2 separate regions of the Homo sapiens genome follow, and region 2 is linked to region 1. A link is an interaction called in ENCODE POLR2A ChIA-PET data of the cell type or tissue named here. Cell type or tissue: MCF 10A. All regions are shown on one strand. Links, peaks and the distances in the headings refer to the core of each region. The heading gives the core; the rest is flanking DNA.

The links. ChIA-PET counts read pairs that join two places held together with the same protein. Peaks named below come from ENCODE experiments on the same cell type or tissue, not always from the same donor. Only the 100,000 strongest peaks of a DNase experiment are listed, where the experiment ranks them.
Region 2: POLR2A ChIA-PET joins it to region 1 with 5 read pairs; 4 of 35 experiments call an interaction of 5 or more read pairs at or near these places.

What each region holds. Positions count from the first base shown.
Region 1 is chr3:14,117,545-14,120,366 of GRCh38, reverse strand. All of the region lies in intron 1 of CHCHD4 (coiled-coil-helix-coiled-coil-helix domain containing 4), which reads left to right. Among named protein-coding and RNA genes, the nearest start is that of CHCHD4, 5.9 kb to the left of the region's middle. In MCF 10A, for the core only: no CTCF peak of the experiment used is centred there; a DNase peak (open chromatin) is centred at 1,526.
Region 2 is chr3:13,999,977-14,002,798 of GRCh38, reverse strand. It overlaps the pseudogene TPRXL. Among named protein-coding and RNA genes, the nearest start is that of WNT7A, 120 kb to the right of the region's middle. In MCF 10A, for the core only: no CTCF peak of the experiment used is centred there; no DNase peak of the experiment used is centred there.

The DNA of each region.
Region 1 (2,822 bases), core at 208-2,707:
GGTGGGAGATGGGGTCGAAGAGGTGAGGGATGCAGCTCTTTCTGGATGTATTTGAAGATCGAGCCATTCCAATTTGCTGTTGGAGATGTGAGAGAAAGACGGGTTGGGGTGGCTCTACCGAGAGTAAAACTAAACAGCTGGGGGTGGAAGGTGTCTTTGTATCTGACTGCTCACTCAGTTCTGTTCTCAGCCCCACCCTGAAGTCCTGCACTCAGAGTAACCCCTCGGGCCTCCAGTTCCCCACTCTGACCAAGGTTCTGGGGTGGGGACTGAGTTGATTCTGGATGACCTCCTCCTTGTGCACTTTGAGTTCAGCTTTCTTCACTGGTTAAGTCAGAGAGCACTCGACCATCAGCTCTCCCATTTCCAAAACATTATTGACATCTCTGAGCCTGTGATTGTCTCTTTTCCTGGCCATGCTATCCTTGATGCCCTTTAAAAATTGCTGTCAAGTGGGATTCCAGCTGACAGCAGAAACTCATTTCACCTCCCCAACCACGTGAGGTAGGTAGGTGGAGCTGGTGGTAAGGCCTGGTTTCTGAGGCCCAGATGGTACCTGAGCTCATACAGTGGGAAGTGCTTAAGCCCAGATTTGAACTCCAGTTCTCAGACTCTCTGTGATATTGAAATATTGAAGCCACTGTGCACCAGAGGGTTTAAGGTAGTTTTCCACCTCCTTCAGAACATGCATATTCAACTGCTTTTAAAGCTTATCTTAGAAATAAAAACACAAGCACTTTTAAATTTTATTTCTCTAGAGAAATTGCTGACAAATGTCATGAGAACTACTAGTCTAGCTGATTGTCCCACTAGTTGGCATCTTACGACTAGTCTGACCAGTCCTTTCTTTCACAGTTAGGTCTGTTAGGAATAGGTAAGCCTTGTCCTTGCATCAGTCCTTGAATCGACTTTTAAAAGTTCCAGAAAGCAAAGGCCCTCTAGGACAGGCATACAATGGACAGTTTGTAGGGGACATACTCCAGATCTTTCAGACCAGAGTTCCTGTTCCTGTTCTGCCTTCATTTACTGCATGTCTTTTGGTCTGTTTCTCAGATCCTGTGGTCTCTGTAAAATGGAGATAAAGTAATACCCACCAGTGAACTCACAGATGTAATAAAACACATTGCATGGGACAAAAATGTGTAAAAGATACAGCTGTTACTGTTCTACTTTCGATCCAGTGTGAACTGTGCTGCAAGGGAAAATGTCCAGGAAGGCACATGTGAGGACCTGGCCCAGTGGGAGGGACCTGGAATTCTCAGTGGGATTGTGCTAGGCTGGTGTTTCCTAACCTGGCTGTGTATCACAGTCACCTGTGAAGCCCGTGAGCTACATGGACATGGCAGAGAGCTCGATTCAGCTTTTCTTGGGTGAGGCCTGGTCTCTCTATGTATGGCAAACCCCAGGAGGGCCTCATACTTTACCACGTTTGGACCCTTTGCTTTCTGTGCCTGTGACTGGGCCTCCCCGTTGGGCTGCGCTGAGCTGCCATCTCGGTAAACAAAACTGCCAGAGCTGAGTTGCGAAATTTGCATCAGCTCATTCTGCTTAGCGTTCAACATTTTTACAGATTGCTTTTGAGTATTTTGGAAACTGGCCAGAATAGTAGAATCAAGGTTACTAGGTACTTTAACAAGTCCTGGCTGCCTGGTCCAAAAGCTTTCCCCAGTCAGCCACAGGGGAAAAGCAGCCTTCTGTTGGATGACATGCAAGGTATTGAGGCAGAGGCCAGCTCTGGGAGCAAAAGCCTCCAGTGGGTTGGGGGTCCTGGCCCCGTGTGCTGAGGGTTTTTTGTTGTTACTCTGTTCTAGTGTAAGAGACCCTGTGCAGTGTGGGCATGGCGTAAGGCACCAAAGTGCCCTCCCTCTGTCCCCTGAACTGTCCTTCTCACTGGAGATGTCGCTCGGTTTTTGTTGTCACTGCCCCCTTCCTTCCAGAAGCCTCTTCCTTAATTACTTCAGCCCAAGCATGGGCCCAAACCTTTTTCCTTGCTTTCCCCTCAGCATAGCTGTGACTGAACTTTTCTAAATATAAACAAAAAGTATAAAGTGATCAGAGATGCCCGCAGCTTTCACAGGGCCACGTTTCTGCAGGTCCGGCCTCTGCGCCCACAGTGGCCACTCACTCAGAGCCATGCACTGTGGCTCTCTGCCAGGCACTTTTGGCCATACCTGAAGAAGTCTTCTTAAATGCTTGGCACCTCCTATCCCCTTCCAGATGAGGGTCCCAGTACCCCAGATCTTCTAGGATCAGAATGCATGGTCAGTTGGTCTGTAGAATTTGTCATTCACCTTCACCAGGAAAGTACAAGAAAGATCTTGTTTGTTTACTTGGCAAACATTTCACTTGGTTCTAAGCTTTTTGGGGCCGAGGTTGGGTCAGAATTTATTGTATTTATTCATTGCCCAAGGTGCACAAGCTCTCAGGCAGTGCCCAGTCATGCTAAGTGCTCAGTGTCAGCTGTCGATTATTCTTGTGCAAATGTTGGTGCGGGGCAGTATGGGTGTGTAGAAAGGATCTCCAACAGTGTAGACTTCAGAGCATCCTGTCCTGTGTGGCCCAGCAAGTTACTACTCACAGCCTCAGGCTCACCACCATTAAAAGGGGATGCTGCTACCTCCCTCTCAGGGTGGCGATAGGATGGAGGAATGAGCTCACACGGAGGACCAAAAGATGGACTGGCTCTGTCTGTTCTCTGGGGACAGCTGGAGAAACTGATGACCCACCGTGCAGTGTGGGGTACTGAGGACAAGGTGCTCCTTGCCCACAATGGGAATATCTGACACATACCTGTGGTGTGGTTAGCTGATGGCCAAAGTTTT
Region 2 (2,822 bases), core at 311-2,810, 120 kb after region 1:
ATTCTAAGCGAACTAACACAGGAACAGAAAACCAAATACTGCATTTTTTGACTTATAAGTGGGAGCTAAACATTGAGTACCCATGGACACAAAGAGGGGAAGAGACATCAAGCTCTACTTGATGGTGGAGGATGGGAGGATGGTAAGAATAAAAAACTACCTATCAGGGCCAGGCGCCGTGGCTCATACCTGTAATCCCAGCACTTTGGGATGCCGAGGCAGGCAGATCACGAGGTCAGGAGATGGAGACCTGGCTAACACAGTGAAACCCCGTCTCTACTAAAAAAATACAAAAAATTAGCTAGGCGTGGTGGCAGGTGCCTGTAGTCCCAGCTACTAGGGAGGCTGCCAGCCTGGGCGACAGAGCGAGACTCTGTCTCAAAACAAAACAAAACAAAACAAAAAACGCCTAACACCTACCTATCAGGTACTATGTTTATTACCTAGGTGATGAAATAATCTGTACACCAAGCCCCTGTGATACACAATTTACCTACATAACAAACCTATGCATGTACCCCTGAATCTAAAATAAAAGTTGAAAAAAAGTACAAGCATTTAAAGACACTTTTCTATGAAGACAAATGGCCAAGAAGCATACAAATAGTTGCTCTGCACTACTAGCCATTATGAAAGTGCAAATCAAAAGCACAATGCAATAAAAACTGCATGCCCACTAGTATGGCTGAAATATAAAAGACAGATAACAATCCACAAAGACATGGAGAGAGATTGAGACTTTCATACATTGCTGCTGGGAAAGAAAAGTGTTTTGGTTACTGTGGATAAAAGCCTGAAAATATAATCATAGAGTAATATTATAAACCAGCAATTGCCCTCAAGAGAATCTGAAACATATGTCCGTGTAAAAAACTTATGTTTGAATGTTCATAGAACATTATATATAACAGTTTAAAAAGTGGAAAAAGCCCAAATGTCTATGAACTGATGAATGGATCAACAATATGTGGTATATCTACACAACGGAATATAATGCAGATATAATAAAAATTAAATACTAATACATGATAAAATGTATTTGAACAATGGAATCATTATGTTGACTGAAAGGACCAGACACATATATTTATATATATTATAGATATTATATATTACATTATAAATATATACTCATATATATTATAGATGTTATATATTACATTATAAATATTCTAAATATATAGTATATACTATATATAATACAGTATATAATATATAAAGCCATTTATATAATAATAAAGTGTACAAAATAGGCAAATCCTCAGAGGCAGAATGAGGGTTACTGGTTCCAATCACTGGGGGCAGAAAGCAAACAGAGTGATTGCTTTCCTTTAGGATTTCTTTTTGGGATGATGAAATGTTCTAGAAACACATAGTGAGTGATGTTAACCTTGTGAATATACTAAATACCACTGAAATGTACACTTTAAGGGGGTGAATCTTATGGAATGTGAATTATATCTCAAATGTTTAAAAGTTGCTAGGGAGACATGACTATTATCCTTAGTAAGTCAAATGAAGGAGTCTTGCTACTAAAGTTAACACAGGAAACAGAGACAATGACTCATGAAATATAATACAACACAGGAGCTGCACTAGGAATTGAGATTTGTCCTAGGGGTATTTTTTGAATATATGTGAGGCAGTTGGGGACCCCTTATGCCAAGAGAAGACATATTAGGAAGTTTGATATGAAATGTATTTGTTAATTTGATTGCAGTATCATTATGACATGTGAGAAAATATGGTGTTTTCTACTATGATTATGACAGCACATTGAACTCCTCAAGCAGATATATCAAAGAAAAATATGGATTGCACATTAAAAAGTGTTGAATGTAGTTCCTAGACTATTTTACAGGGAAGAATAAAGTAAAATTCAGACACACACACAAAAAGTTTTGTTTTTGTTTTTAAGCTTCCTAGTTCTGATCTTACAAGCCTGAACTTGTCATCTTTCTATAGATGACACTATAAAATTACAGCCCTAAGAGAGATAAGCTAATAAAACCTTTTCCTTTAAACTACATCTCAGCAGCTTTTTCTTATGTTCAGTGAGTCACACCCTCATGTCCATTTGGGTAAGTGCTCATTATTTTGCCAATTTAGAACCAGCGAATGAATGAGCCCCTCAGGCAGGCAATGAAAGGAGGTACAGTGTGTGTGTTCTTGAAATTATGCTGGTAGGTCCAGATTAGCCATCCAAGCTGTAACCATACAAACGTCTCTAACACAAGACAATATTCCTAAAATATTTACACTAAATTTAGTGAATCAAATGAAAATCATATGAAATAACAAATATCTTTTTTTTTTGAGACATATTTTCACTCTTTTCACCAGGGATGGAGTGCAATGGCGTGATCTCAGCTGACTGCAACCTCCGCCTCCCGAGTTCAAGTGATTCTCCTGCCTCAGCCTCTTGTGTACCTGGAATTACAGGCGCGCACCACCACACCCAGCTAATTTTTTTTGTATTTTTAGTAGAAACAGGGTTTCACCATGTTGGCCAGGCTGGTCTCGAACTCCTGACCTCAGGTGATCCACCCACTCCAGCCTCTCAAAGTGCTGGATTACAGGCGTGAGCCACCATGCCCGGTGAAATAACAGATAACTTTTAAGAACATGATGTTTCTGGCCAGGCTCGGTGGCTCACGCCTGTAATCCCAGCACTTTGGAAGGCTGGGGCGGGTGGATCACCTGAGGTCAGGAGTTCAAGACCAGCCTGGCGAACATGGTGAAACCCCATCTCTACTAAAAATACAAAAATTAGCCAGGCGAGGTGGTGTGTGCCTATAATCTTAGCTACTTGGGAGGTGAGG